Regions from separate parts of the Homo sapiens genome. Here region 1 is linked to region 2. The links are chromatin contacts, found by Hi-C or POLR2A ChIA-PET in ENCODE. All regions are on one chromosome and are shown on one strand. Each heading gives the region's core, a stretch centred on a gene start or an enhancer-like site at or near the end of the contact. The rest is flanking DNA. Distances are from core to core; before and after follow the strand shown. Region 1 has its middle 49 kb from the start of SLAMF6. Region 2 has its middle 19 kb from the start of SLAMF1.

Region 1 (2,964 bases), core at 396-2,895, 190 kb after region 2:
GACATTTATGCAGCCAAAAAACACATGAAAAAATGCTCATCATCACTGGCCATCAGAGAAATGAAAATCAAAACCACAATGAGATACCATCTCACACCAGTTAGAATGGCAATCATTAAAAAGTCAGGAAACAACAGGTGCTGGAGAGGATGTGGAGAAATAGGAACACTTTTACACTGTTGGTGGGGCTGTAAACTAGTTCAGCCATTGTGGAAGTCAGTGCGGCAATTCCTCAGGGATCTAGAACTAGAAATACCATTTGACCCAGCCATCCCATTACTGGGTATATACCCAAAGGACTATAATTCATGCTGCTATAAAGACACATGCACATGTATGTTTATTGCGGCACTATTCACAATAGCAAAGACTTGGAACCAACTGAAATGTCCAACAATGATGGACTGGATTAAGAAAATGTGGCACATATACACCATGGAATACTATCCAGCCATAAAAAATGATGAGTTCATGTCCTTTGTAGGGACATGGATGAAATTGGAAATCATCATTCTCAGTAAACTGTCACAAGAACAAAAAACCAAACACCGCATATTCTCACTCAAAGGTGGGAATTGAACAATGAGAACACATGGACACAGGAAGGGGAACATCACACTCTGGGGACTGTTGTGGGGTGGGGGGAGGGGGGAGGGATAGCATTGGGAGATATACCTAATGCTAAATAACGAGTTAATGGGTGCAGCACACCAGCATGGCACATGTATACATATGTAACAAACCTGCACGTTGTGCACATGTACCCTAGAGCTTAAAGTATACTAATAATTAAAAAAAAAAAGAAATAGAACATCTATTAAACTATATTTCCTAGACTTATAAAGCTAGGACAATGCCTCTGTTTTTGTTCCTCAGCTTTTTGTTGGGCAGAAATAGCTTTGAAGGAGGCAGAGCTGGATTTAATCAGTGTTAGCATTTCAGAAATAGAATTCATCTTTCAGAAATATAATCCACAGGCATTGGTGACTTGACTGCATATAGGAGATGAGGAAGAGGGACTATGATGAGTTAAAAGTGTCTTAGTGGTAGACTGAAATTCAAAAATGAAGAAGGAAGTTTGGAGAGGAAGATAACTAATTCAGTCTTGAATGAATTTAAGCTGCCTGAAAATCATCCAAGGGCAACTTGGTAGGCAGTCAGAAACACAGGACTGAAGCAATGGAGCATAGTTGGGGATGGAGACACAGATTTGGAAGCCACATGCATTTGGGTGGAAGTTGAAGCCATGAGATTAGTGAGATCACCCAGGAAGTGTGTGAACTGTGAAAAGAGAGGACATGTAGGGAGCTCCAGGCAATTACCACTGAGAAGCAGAATCCAAGAGATGACAAAAAAGAGGGGGTGAGGTGGGGGCAGGAACTGATAGAGAGGTAGGAAAACCAACAGATCCCAGGGTCATAACATCTCAAAAAAAAAAAAATTTTTTTCATGAAAGTGGAAGTGATGACAAATTCTGTATAAAACTTCAGATCCATTTTTGGTAACTAGAAGGTCATGCATGACCATAAGATGAGCAATTTTAACCTTGAATCTCATGTTACAAGATTGTACCACCACTACTCTTCCTGTTGCAGTCATCTGTTATCCTCAGGGCACCACTTCCTATTCCTTGAAGAGTTTAGCTTCTGGTTGGCTCTTACATTCTTCGACACCACTCCATAATTCTTTCCATGCAGATGATCTTTCCATTAGCCCAGCTTTTCTGATCCTTGACCTCCTCTCCTCCAATGATGCTGTAGCCTCTACTTTTTTTAATCCTTTAGCCTTTCAGCCTTTCACTTCCATAGTCATACCCTAGTACCAAAAGCTATAACCCTTCTATAATCTTAATTTCAAGCACCCCATTGTCTCTAATCACTACCTTATATCTTTTTTTTCATTTCCTCTTGTGCCCCAACTCCAACAATCCTTTAACTTCCATCCTCTGGCCTACAATCCATTGATCCAAGCACTTTTCACTATCCTTCACACCCCTTGTGCCATCACTTTCCTCCTTATTCAGCTTAAATAAAAGTCATTCTCACCACTTTCTTTCATACAAAGCAGTTGATTCCGTTGTCCCTCAACTTTATGTTGTAACTGCCAGGCCTAATAATAATAATAATAATAATAATAATAATAATAATAATAATAAGTTAATACTACTTAAATCCAACTGTTTGGCTCAATCATGCCTGAATTTGCATAACTAAAGGTAGTCAGAGAAAAGCATACAACCATGTTGACTAGTCTTACTGAAAGTTATGATCCATAATCTCAATGATGACAGATAATTATACTTTATTTCCTTAGTTCATTCTCTCACTCCCCAAGACAACTAGGAGATGAGGGCAGAGAGGTAATGAGAGCATGAACCTTCCAATACTTCTACCCCCATCCTAGCTCCCAGTTTCCTTATTGATAAAATAGAAGCCATCTGAAGAATATTTCTATGCACTTCCACCATAACATTTACCACCTGCCTACCTCTATACCCTACCCTGTCTTCTCTTCTGTTACTGTGGATGAATTAACTGTGCTTCTAGTAAAGGACAATTCCTCTACTAGAACCCATCTCTTCTCACCTACTTAAGGACATCACTCCAGCAATTCTACCCTTTCCCCGCTTTAACAAAATTTCCTCTTTACTGGATCTTTCCCATCAAGTTACAAACATGTTTTTATTTCTCTCATCTAATTAACAAAATTCTCTTGAGCCCACTTCTCTCTCTAGCTACTGCCCCATTTTTCTCCATCCTTTACGAAAAATTCCTATTTCTTTCCTCCCACTCTTTTGACCCACTGAAACACTCAATCCTCAAATTAACTGATCTATCAGCAACATTTGCCATAGTCAATTCCTTCCTTTTAGAAACATGTCTTCACTTATCTTTCCAGACATCACACTCTTCTAATTTTCATCCCACATAGTGGCCATTCCTTAATTTCCTTTGCTGGTTCATT
Region 2 (2,759 bases), core at 15-2,514:
GACAAGAATATTGTTATCAATGTAAAATTTACTTAAGTGATAACTATATTGTAGTTGTGTCAGAAATTATCCTAATTCTTTACACTGATGTATTTAAGATAAAGAGCCATGCCATATGCAACCTACCCTATAATAGTTCAAATAGAGACAGAAAGAGAGAGAGAGAGAGAACTAGCTAATATTAAAGCAAAATGGGCAAAACATTACAGAGAGGTATTCACAGTCACAGCCAACTTGTAGACCCCTCCCTGCAGGATATTTATAAGCGTGTTCTTTGTACTATTATTAATAATAATTTTTTCTTGCAGCTCTTTTGACATTATTTTCAAATAAAAAGTTAACTACACAGATTAATGAAAGGTCTGCAATACTTATTTCCCCTTGATGGTCCTTCAAGATGCTGAGGGTCTGTTCTGCATTTACCACATCCTCTTCTTTCCTTGTATAGGCCTCTCCTTTTATAGACCTGTGAGTTCTCAGAGTACATTATCATTTTCAACCTTGAATTCCCATTGAAACCCTTGAATTCCCATTGAATCATCTGCCAAAGACGACAGTTTATTTTTCTGTTGATCCAATCAAGAAAAGGAGAAAGCTTCCATGAATAATAAACAGATGGGGACTACAAGTTCCTGTGACTCTGCCGGGCTCTGCCCAATGTGTCTCTCCATTCTGGCTCCCAGGCTACAGGAGCACAGCCTCTGTCAGTCTTGCTATCTCTGGCAGAGGACAGCAACACAGAGCAGAAGGACCTCTTTAAAGCCTAGGTTTAATAATGACAACATTTTCATGCTTAAATCCTTCAAGGATAGGCTCGTTGGAGAGCCTACAGGGTTCTACTGATCCTTATGTGGCTTGGTTTCTGTGATTTTCTCCTGTCCAATTTCTAGTTTGGCCCCTCCTTTGCACTGAATGCTGCAACCTTCCTGAACTGCTAGCAGTTCCCCGAATTTACTCAATGCCTTTGCTCAAGCTTTTACACTTCCTGGAATCCCCTCCCACTCCTCGTTGACCTAACAAACTCCCACTCATTTGTTAAGACTCAAACCAATTGTTGCCTCTCCAAAGTCCAAGAACCACTTCTTAGGAATAGGACTCTCTCCCTGGTCCATAATCACCGTTTCCCACCCTCTTTGTGATAGGAATGATTACTACAAAGAAGACTTAGAAATCGTCAGCAGGGAAGCCCATAAAATTTGCATTTCCTAATTTTCTGTAATCTTGGTGGAGGACAGGAAGGAAGTGGCCAGGCCAAGGCCGTCTGGCAAGTTACCAGCAGGGCTGAGGCTGGAAGTCAAATACACATTCTCCTTTCTTTGTTGATACTACTGGGTACTCCCTGGGGCTTGACCCATTGCCCTTCTTATGTTCGAAAATGTCTTCTGGACTCTGTCAAACCCTAGACAACTCAATTTTGCAGGACCTTCTAGGGGGGCAATGTTGGAGGGCTTGTTGGCTCCTAGAGAGAGCACTGGAATGAGCATGTTTGGTTGGTCTTCAAGCTTATACCTAGTACCCAGAACCACATTTCAAGCTTCTGGGAGGTTGTGTGGTATAGGGGAAGGAGCATGACCTTTGGAGCCAGACAGCCTTGAGTTTGAGTTCCAGAACCGTCATTTACCAGCTTCTGAACCTCAGGAAAAGTAAACTTTCTAAACCTCGGTTTCCGTATGTGGATGATTTTTAAAATCAGGATTAAATGAGATAACCTCAATAAATCATTCCACATAAAGTCTGCCATACAGTAAGTGCTCAATAAGTATTAGTTGCCTTCCTCTGTCCCAAACTTCTCCTTCCTCTCTTCTGGGCTGGCAACTCTAATTTTAATGAATTAAGACAAGATCTCTTAGCTTAAGTTTCCCCAAGTGTAAAATAAGAGGGAAATGGTTGTATAACTCATATGACCCAGATCACGGCTTCTTTCTATTTTGCTTTTATCAATCTTCTCAATCAGGTCTGTGTACTGAGCACAAAGGCTGCCCATGGGTGTGACATGAACAACGGAGGTTTTGCTCTCAGAGGAAGTGGAGAGGGGTTGGGAGGTACCTGGGGAAATGCAAATTTCATGGCTAAGTAGGACTTCCCTAGGTCTGCTGACTTCCAAGATGCTTCTGAGGCATAATTCCAGTGATGATGTGAAGGTGTGGGGCCAGTTCTACCCCCACCAAAAAAGGCCACAATCAGTATATTCATTCCACAAACATTTTTAGCACTTGCTGTATGCCAGGCATTGTTAGATTGGGGAACCATGAAGGTAAATAGAGCATAATGAAACTCAATCAGGATATGGGTGGATTGACCTAAACCCAAGAGATTTGGTTTCTGGTTACGGCTTTTCAAAAACTAGCCATATGGTAAGTCCCTTAGAAGTTTTAGTCTCTAAGTATTAGCTTTCTTGGGGTGAAATGAAGGAGTTGAAAATATGACTTCTATATTTGTTTGCTTTCCTTCAGATTATACTTCTCCTCTCAAAGTCAGCTCTGTGTTTTCAAATAGCCCCTGGAAATCTCCATATGCATGAACCGTAAACATTTAAACTGACCATATCCCAAGCCAACAAATAATCTTATACCCCTTGCTCTCAATTTTGCCCCTAAGTTATCTCCACCTCTTATACTTCCTTTCTTAGAGAATGGCATTGCCATCTACTGGGAAACTGAACTGGAAGTGTAAAGGCCATAGTATATAGGCCACTCTCCTTCACAGCCCACATTCAATAAGTCACCAAACCCTGAAAAATCCACCTATGAGATAACTCT

Evidence for each region. Hi-C counts contacts between places; a loop is a spot of excess contacts on that map. ChIA-PET counts read pairs that join two places held with the same protein, here RNA polymerase II (POLR2A). Pooled maps may share reads with other maps.
Region 1: a loop to region 2 is called in a pooled map, with 2.1 times the contacts of the local background. The contact joins two enhancer-like sites. A Hi-C loop is called at or near these places in 1 of 168 maps with a recorded cell type or tissue (OCI-LY7) and 6 of 50 pooled maps. POLR2A ChIA-PET finds 5 or more read pairs at or near these places in 2 of 52 experiments (OCI-LY7 and activated naive CD4-positive, alpha-beta T cell).

The regions. Positions count from the first base shown.
Region 1 is chr1:160,473,137-160,476,100 of GRCh38, reverse strand. No RefSeq gene overlaps it. Among named protein-coding and RNA genes, the nearest start is that of SLAMF6, 49 kb to the left of the region's middle. RefSeq lists an enhancer at 1,667-1,856. Within about 2 kb of position 1,645, at least 3 of the 41 ENCODE cell types and tissues checked have a DNase peak (open chromatin) inside an H3K27ac peak, as active enhancers do; they include OCI-LY7, where a contact is called at or near this core.
Region 2 is chr1:160,664,181-160,666,939 of GRCh38, reverse strand. No RefSeq gene overlaps it. Among named protein-coding and RNA genes, the nearest start is that of SLAMF1, 19 kb to the right of the region's middle. RefSeq lists enhancers at 885-1,446, 1,460-1,519. Within about 2 kb of position 1,264, at least 19 of the 41 ENCODE cell types and tissues checked have a DNase peak (open chromatin) inside an H3K27ac peak, as active enhancers do; they include OCI-LY7, where a contact is called at or near this core.